Linked DNA regions of Homo sapiens: region 2 is linked to region 1. Evidence: chromatin contacts called from ENCODE Hi-C or POLR2A ChIA-PET data. All regions are on one chromosome and are shown on one strand. The core of a region is the stretch at or near the end of the contact, and the rest is flanking DNA. Distances in the headings are between cores, read along the strand shown.

The links. Hi-C counts contacts between places; a loop is a spot of excess contacts on that map. ChIA-PET counts read pairs that join two places held with the same protein, here RNA polymerase II (POLR2A). Pooled maps may share reads with other maps.
Region 2: POLR2A ChIA-PET joins it to region 1 with 15 read pairs in AG04449. The contact joins two enhancer-like sites. A Hi-C loop is called at or near these places in 3 of 37 single-sample maps with no recorded cell type and 4 of 50 pooled maps. POLR2A ChIA-PET finds 5 or more read pairs at or near these places in 2 of 52 experiments (AG04449 and H1).

The regions. Positions count from the first base shown.
Region 1 is chr9:81,735,348-81,739,873 of GRCh38, forward strand. All of the region lies in intron 1 of TLE1-DT (TLE1 divergent transcript), which reads left to right. Among named protein-coding and RNA genes, the nearest start is that of TLE1-DT, 48 kb to the left of the region's middle. Within about 2 kb of position 2,366, at least 10 of the 41 ENCODE cell types and tissues checked have a DNase peak (open chromatin) inside an H3K27ac peak, as active enhancers do.
Region 2 is chr9:81,802,148-81,806,673 of GRCh38, forward strand. No RefSeq gene overlaps it. Among named protein-coding and RNA genes, the nearest start is that of TLE1-DT, 110 kb to the left of the region's middle. Within about 2 kb of position 2,289, at least 2 of the 41 ENCODE cell types and tissues checked have a DNase peak (open chromatin) inside an H3K27ac peak, as active enhancers do.

The sequences.
Region 1 (4,526 bases), core at 1,116-3,615:
AGTCTCTGCTAAAAAATACAAAAAATTAGCCAAACGTGGTGGCAGGCACCTGTAGTCCCAGCTACTCGGGTGGCTGAGGCAGGAGAATCGTTTGCACCTGGGAGGCGGAGGTTGCAGTGAGCCCAGATTGCGCCACTGCACTCCAGCCTGGGCAAAAGAGCGAGACTCTGTCTCAAATAAGTAAGAAAGAAAGAAAGAGAGAAAGAGAGAGAGAGAGGAAGGAAGAAAGGAAAGAAAGAAAAAGACTAGAGACTGGGTAATTTATAAAGAAAATAGGTTTCATTGGCTCATGATTTCACAGGCTGTATAGGAGGCAAGGTTGTTTCTGCTTCTGGGGAGCCCTCAGAAAACTTACAATCATGGCAGAAGGTGCGGAGGGAAAGCAGACACACCTTACGTGGCTGGAGCAGAAGCAAGGGCTGGGGGTGGGGGAGGTGCTACACACTTTTTTTTTTTTTTTTTTTTGAGACAGAGTCTCGCTCTGTCGCCCGGGCTGGAGTGCAGTGGCGCGACCTCAGCTTGCTGCAAACTCTGCCTCTCCGGTTCTCGCCATTCTCCTGCCTCAGCCTCCTGAGTAGCTGGGACTACGGGCACCCGCCACCTCGCCTGGCTAATTTTTTGTATTTTTACTAGAGACCGGGTTTCACCGCGTTAGCCAGGATTGTCTCGATCTCCTGATCTTGTGATACACCCGCCTCGGCCTCCCAAAGTGCTGGGATTACAGGCATGAGCCACCGCGCCCGGCCAGGTGCTACACGCTTTTAAATAACTAGATCTCATGATAGCTCACTATCACAAGAACAGCCCCGAGGGGATAGTGCTAAAGCATTCGTGAGAAACTGCTCCCAAAATCCAGTCACCTCCTACCAGGTCCCACCTCCAACATTGGGGGTTACAGTTTGACATGAAATTTGGGAAGGGACACAGATTCAAACCTTATCAAAGCATACCCTTTCTTGTTTGTATGAGAAACAAGAAATGAGGTTTCCCTCCAACTGGACCCTTCTCAATCTCCTCGTAAATAATCCAGATTTTCAGGGTTCAAAATACTTCAGAGCTATAAAGTAGAGACTGCTGAAAGATGTATTCATTCCTCCAGGCCTCCTAGGTGCTATTTAAAATGTTATTGCTTCATATCCCGTAATAGAAGCTGAAACCTTATTGATGGCCTTTCTCCTGATTGTTTGTATGTGGAGGGTGAAGGTTTGGGAATAAAGAGTTGGTGAACTAGAACAGAACACTGAATTAACTCTTTCAGCAAGGCTTAAAATAAAGGAGTTTAGTCTTATAAACTCTAAAGCCTAAAAGATACTGAAGCTTCCAGAATGAATCAGTAGCTATGACAGTGTCATTAGATGCAATAATTACTGGAGGGGTGAAAACCTTGTTGATGCTGACTGAAAATAGGTACATTTAATACTTCTTTTATAGCAACATTTCCAATACTGTACTAATGTGAATATTAACATAGTGTCTGTGTATTAAAATATGCACATTCTGGTTATATAGAAGAAACTTCAAACAGCCATCTTTTTATTATTAATAAAAGGTTAATCAGGTTTATGTTAACATCTTCACTTCATAGATTGGTCTGTTTGCAATAGGGAAAGAAATGAGACCATCAATGGCTAGCTTAAAAAATTCTACCTATAATAATAAACAAATATGCATGAATATAGAGGCAGCCTGAATAGTAGGTATATTTTGGATCTGGTGTAACTAGATACATGGGAAGAAAGCCCTGATTTGTAGCATTTGCCAAGCTATATGGTGCAAATATTTCTACCATGTTTGACTTCTGGCTACCACATGGCATCACAGAATGCGAAGTTGGGAGGAGATACACCCAGTTGGTTCTGTGAGATGTATGAGCGAGTCCTACATCATTGTTTATAATTCTTGGAAAGCCAGTTGGGTGGTAGGTACTTGGATAAGCCTTCTTATAATACTATAGGAAACAAGGGCAAATTTTATTGGCAAGGTCTGTGGCAGAGTCATGTAATGTGCATTGAATCTCCATTTACTCCCTGATAATTCTCATCGGCCAATGGACTGGGAGCAGAGATGGAAACATTTAAAAGTTGTGGAACCCCTCAGCCCTCTCTTCCCTTACTACTGCCATCAGAGAGGTCGCATTCCCAATGGTGCAGATACAAGATGGTGTAACCCATATCAACCTGTTTCCATGAATGTCTGTGTGGAGCCCAATGCCCATTCACCCACACTGGGTATGTACGATGCTTCAGTTTGCTACTACTGCCTAACAAGCTATCCCATACAAAATGGTTTAAAACAACAATTTGTTGTTACTTCTCCAATTTTATGAGTTGGCTGGGCTCACCTGGGGAGTTCTTACAGTCTCGCTTAGAGTCTGTCCTGTGGTTGTGTTCAGATGGTGCCTGGGTCTGGGGTGCTTAGGAAGCTTGACTGTGATTGAACTAAAGATGCTTCTTTGCTTATGTCTGGCACTTTGGTGCTCCTCTGCATAGAGGTTCATTCTTCAGATATTTTATATTGTGAATGGCTCCAAATGCAGTATCAGGAAGTGCCCGGATTTCTAAGGCACTGGGGAGAGCCACAGTGTCACTTCTGCCACACTTATTTCTGTACACTTCCTTGTTTAAAATGAGTCATGAGATCGTGCAGAGTCAGAGTGGGAGGTAACTTTCCAAGGGTGCGATTGCCAGGAGGGAAGAGTCATTGGGAGCCCTTTTTGGAGACTAGCTACCACATACCATGAGTAAGAAACAAACCTTTGTCATGTTAAGCCACTTAGATTTCAGGGTTAATTTGTTCCCTTGGCAAAAACCTAGCCTAATCTGATTAACCCAGAAATTGGTACTGTATTAGTGATGATAAGCTAGAAAAAACAAACGCCCAAATATCTGTGGCTTAACACATAGTCCCCTGGGGATCTGATGACACTCCAGGACTGCGGCCTTCTAATGGTGACTCAGGGGTCCACGCTGCTTGCCTTTTGTTGGTTCACCATCCAGAACATGTGACTTCTAGCTAACTGGTGCAGAGGAAAGAGATCCTGGGGACTCATAGGTCTTCAGTACCTATTAACCAGAACTAGTCATGTGCCCCCTCACTCCAGCTACAAACAGGCTGAGAAATTGTGGGGAGCATGTGGGCATTTGGTGATTAGTAGATGTCTTGGTCATAATGTGATGTGGGATTCTTGGCCTCTTTTTTTCCTCCCTTCCCCTTATCTTATCCTCTGTAAGAAATTTAAAAGAAAGAAAGAGATAGAGAGAAGGAAGGAGGGAAAATAGGAGGGAGGGAAGAAGAAAGGAAGGAATGAATGAGGCAGGAAGGGAGAAAAAATGGAAGGAAGAATACCGGCAGGAATTTGCTCTATAGGATGTAAAATGCAACCACTAAAACTACTAAAAAAAAATACTATCAACAGATACTGCTAAATAAAAACTATTAACAAAGAACTGTAATAGCAGAGGCTTTCACTGTGTTTTTAACCTGTTTCATTTTCCTTTTTAATCAGCAATGATAAGGAAACTAAACTGGATTAAGTGCTATCATCTTGGAGGTGCAAAGGCAAACAAGGAGAAAGAAGTGATTGAAGAGCACTTCAGAAAGCTTGGTACATTCAAATCAGCAGGGCTTGATTACTCGCATCCCAGGACACTTAAGGAATTGGCAAATATAATTGCAAGACCACCAGCCTTTATTTTAGAAAATGAAGGTTGGACAGAAGAAGGTCCTGACAAGTAAAATCAGCAGATGGAGTACCTGTTTTTTAAAAGAGGGAAAAGGACAGCTGTAGTAATTATAGACTATTCAGTTTATCTTGGATACCTGGGAAGATACAAGAGCAAATCATCAAACAATCAATTTGCAACCACCTAGAAGAGTACAAGCTACTGGGTCGTAATCAACGTGATTTTGTGAAGTGCAAATTATGCCACACCAATTTAATTTTATCTATGATAGAGTGATGAGCCTGGCAGAAGAGGGGAAAGCAATATCTACAACTGGACTTCAATAAGGTTTTTAATTTTCATTTTTTTATTTAAAATATTCCATTTCCTGGCTTTTTCAGCATCAATCTTCTGAGAGGATGCTACTTGAACAGCAGTTGGGTAGGCATGATTCTGGGTAAAACCCTCAAAATGGTAAAAACAAGGATTCTACTCCAGGTTGACATAGGTATTAGTAGTAGTTGTTATTATTATTATTATTATTATTATTATTATTATTTTATTTTTTATTTATTTATTTTTTTTGAGACGGAGTCTCGCTCTGTCGCCCAGGCTGGAGTGCAGTGGCGTGATCTCCGCTCACTGCAGTCTCCGCCTCCTGGGTTCATGCCATTCTCCTGCCTCAGCCTCCCGAGTAGCTGGGACTACAGGCACCCGCCACTACGCCCAGCTAATTTTTTGTATTTTTAGTAGAGACGGGGTTTCACCATGTTAGCCAGGATGGTCTTGATCTCCTGACCTCGTGATCTGCCCGCCTCGGCCTCCCAAAGTGCTGGGATTACAGGCGTGAGCCACCGTGCCTGG
Region 2 (4,526 bases), core at 1,039-3,538, 67 kb after region 1:
TAAAGCTAGTTTGAAGAGGGGGAAGCAGAAACCTATGTTGTCAGCACGGCTTCCTGAATCCCTCCAGTGTGACATTATTACAGCATTACCTGCATTACTTGGTAAATGAAAGGCATTAACTCTGTGAATAATCAGGTAATCAAAAACTAGTTACTGCTTTGACTTTTTATTATAGGTTCTTCAGCCACTTACATTTAAAATTTTTAAATATATTATTATTTTAAACACACATCATTATTTTAATTATATCCAATTAAATATACCTGCATCTCCTCAGCGTGCATCATTATGTACTTTACTAAAAAGCACTTTGAATCAAATTGCATACCAACGTTCTTTATTATAATTTATGTGCACATGTCTGCAGCAGATTTATACATTTTAGAGATTATCAAGAATTTTATTTAGACTTTTAATAAATGTGAAAGTTAACTTGAATCTCAATGTACTTTGGTATTTAGAATTCTATAATATTATTCTATTGTCCTGTAAGACACCATTTTGTTTTTCTTTCTGAGAAGAGTATGGTGCAGATACATGACTAGCAGAAGTTATTATGGTTACCAAAACCATTTGTGTCCAGATCCTTAAGTTATTCATCTCTTTTGTGTCCACTGAAACTCACAGTCTTTTTAGATTCTGCCAAATAGTGGCCCAAAAGATTTCCCGAGACTCAGTCCCAATCACATGAAAATAATATTACTAGGTTAAGGAATCTAAAAGATATAGCCCTTAGTGATTGCTTCTCATTCTAGTTGAAGGATTTTAGCTCCTCTTACCCATGGATCTGTAACTTTTTATATCTGCTCTTGTGTCACTCAGAGGGCCTAAGAAATTTGCTCTACTGATGTTTGACACATGATAGAGTGGCACAAAGATCTTTAAAATAAAATTTTGACATATAGTATTTGTATTTTAGCCAGCTCTCTGCCATCAGCTGCCACCCCATCCCACTGGCTGTTTGCAACAAATGGATCCACTAAATAAACTCCCAAAGGAAAGACCTAATCTCTCGCAGTGCTGGAGGCAACCAGTTGGTTCAGTTTGAAGCGAATGTCTTGATTGGTTCCCATATCCTAGATCCTAAATCCTTGGATTGAATCTATGACTTGAATACTTGCCTCTTCCACAACCCATATCCTCTGTTTTTGGCATATTTCCTTACTTCCTCCAGTATTTAAACAAAAGCATTTCTGTATAGCTTCTGGATTAACTCATCTCTCAGACCCTGGCATCTCTTGTTTTCTCCAGGGTGGATTGGCTGTTATCAGAGAAGCTCTGTGCAGTCCCCCACTCTGCCTTTAAATGGAGTTTGGGAGTTCAGAATTGGGTTACTTTATGACCTGGGGTAAATCAGTTAGATCCTCTTAGTCTCAGTTTCACCATTTATACATGTCTTAGGTGGTTCAGGATGCTGTAACAAAATACTATAAACTGGGTGGCAGAAATTTACCTCTCATAGTTCTGGAGGCTGGGAAGTCCTAGATCAAAGCATTGATAGATTTGTTGTCTGTTGATGTCTGTTTTCTGGCTCATAGATAGTGCCTTCTCACTGTTACCACATGGCAGAAGGGGCCAGGGGGCTCTCTGGGGGGTCCCTTTTATAATGTCACTAATCCCACCATCCATCCTCATGACCCTAATCACCTCCCAAAGGCCTCACCCTCAAATACCATCACATTGGGGATCTGATTTCAACATATGAATTTTGGGGGGACCTACACATTTAGTCTACAGTATTAAAATTGGGAGATTTGGGACTAGGTCATCTCTGATAGTCCTTTCATTGTTAACATTCTATTTTGTTTACGATTTTTGCCTAATTCTTAAATATTACACAATTAATGTATGATTATATTCTCATTGTAAAAGGTTTTTGTTTTTGTTTTTGTTTTTTTTTAAGTCAGAGTCTCACTCTGTCACCCAGGCTGGAGTGCAATGGTGCAATCTCCGCTCACTGCAACCTCAGCCTCCTGGGTTCAAGCAATTCTGCCTCAGCCTCCTGAGTAGCTGGGATTACAGGCGCCCGCTACCACACTCGGCTAATTTTTGTATTTTTAGTAGAGACGGGGTTTCACCATATTGACCAGGCTGGTTTTGAACTCCTGACCTTGTGATCCACCCACCTCAGACTCCCAAAGTGTTGGGATTACAGGCGTGAGCCACTGCGCCTGGCTGTAAAATTTTAAATAGCACGCAAGTATACAAGTGTACAGAAAATGGCTGTAGAGTCCCTTCAGCTTCGCTGTCTTTCCCACCCCTCCTTCCACAGCCAAAGATAACTACTTACATGAACATTCCTTGATTAATTTGTATAATAAAATTTTGTCATGCAAACTTGCTTCTCTGTAACCTTTCAGCTGCTATGATTTGTGCGTTCTATTTTGGATGCTGTTAGTCATTTAAGAGGCCGGGCTTGTGAGGAATGGTGTGGATGATCTCAAAAGCACAAGCTTTCAGTAGAAGATCTGAAACATGAACAAAGAATTATTCTCCTTGGTTTGAATAAGAGTCTGTGAAGTTAGTTCTTTACCTTTTGAATGACAAGAAAATTGGAGAGGAAGGAGGTGGTGGTGAGAAGAGTGAGGGAGAAAAAGAGTGTTCTCCATCATTTTATATATTTCAGTGTGGAAAACTAGTCTTTCAGAGATTTTCTTCACTATAGCTCATGAAACTTATGTGGTTAAGAATTTTTTTGGGATTGTGTTTTGTGACTTCAGTGAGTAATTTGTCCATTGACTAGAGTAATTGAGGACATAGATTTTGGTTAAATTCTATGTAGATAGATACAATATTTCTTTAGAAAAATGTTCTCTGTTAAGATGATAAAATATGACAATTTCTACTGCCAAATTATTGTATAAACAGCAGGGTACTTAAGAGCAAAATTTAAAGAAATACAAATGCATTGTTATGATCTGGTTCCTTTGTTACTAGCACTACCTATTATCAATAGCTAATTATTTGAACAACACTACTATTGTAGAGAACCATTTTTTTTTTTTTTGAGATGGAGTTGCCCAGGCTGGAGTGCAATGGCATGATCTCGGCTCACTGCAACCTCCACCTCCCAGATTCAAACAATTCTCCTGCCTCAGCCTCCCAAGTAGCTGGGACAACAGGCACCCGCCACCACGCCAGGCTAATTTTTGTATTTTTAGAAGAGACGGGGTCTCACCATGTTGGCCAGGCTGATCTCGAACTCCTGACCTCAGGTGATCTGCCCAACTCAGCCTCCCAAAGTGCTGGGATTACAGGCATGAGCCACTGCACCAAATTAGACCTCTTCTAGAGTGAACATAGTTCCCAGGCTTTAAGAACATGATTAACAGGCACATGAAGCTCCTGTAGTTGCCTTCCTACTGTTAATCTCTTCACTTTTAACAGGTGGTACTTATAACTCATTTTACATTTATAAGATTGAATTCCATTTTCAGTTTCAGTTTCTTTCTTTCTTTGCCCCAGGTAAAATTAGAAGAATGGGGAAAAGGCTGGCAGCAGTGGCTCATGCCTGTAATCCCAGCACTTTGGGAGGTTGAGGTGGGCGTATCACGAGGTCAGGAGTATGAGACCATCCTGGCCAACATAGTAAAACCCTGTCTCTACTAAAAATACAAAAATTAGCCGGAAGTGGTGGCAGGCACCTGTAATCTGAGCTACTTCGGAGGCTGAGGCAGGAGAATTGCTTGAACCCGGGAGGTGGAGGTTGCTGTGAGCCGAGATCGCACCACTGCACTCCAGCCTGGGTGACAGACCAAGACTCTGTCTCAGAAAAAAAAAAAAAAAAAGAAGAAGAAGAAGGGGGAAAAAAGGCAATTCTCATATGCATTAAACGCCAGCCTCAATAATATTAGGTTGGTGCAAAACTACTCGTGGTTTTTGCCACTACTTTCAATGGCAAAAACCACGATTACTTTTGCACCAACCTCAATATGTTTTGCAAGCAGAAAAATTGCGCACATTTTCTTTTCACTGTTTTTGAAACTAGTGACTAGGTGCAAAAAGCTAGAATACTAACAATTATACATTCCTTAGAGCAACTAATTTTGTACTTCAAATTCTATACCCAACCAAACTTGTGTTCCAGTGGGAGGACAAAATATACTTTGGGATATGACCACAGACATTCTTCAAAAGTAATCTTCAAAACACTTTGCTGGAAAACAAGAAAAATAAATTTTATAAGTTTTATACACTTATAAAATTTGTATTTGTACACATGTATGTATGAATACATGTTTTTTGTTTGTTTAGTTTTTTTTTTTTTTTTTCGAGACTGACTCTTGCTCTGTCATTCAGGCTGGAGTGCAGAGACCCGATCTCGGCTCACTGCAAACTCTGCCTCCCGGGTTCAAGCGATTCTCGTGTGTCAGCCTCCCAAGTAAGCTGGGATTATAGGCGTGTGCCACAATGTCCGCCTAATTTTTGTATTTTAGTAGAGACGGGGTTTTACCATGTTGGCCAGGCTGGTCTCGAGCTCCTGAACTCAGGTGATCTGCCTGCTTCGGCCTCCCAAAGTGCTAAGA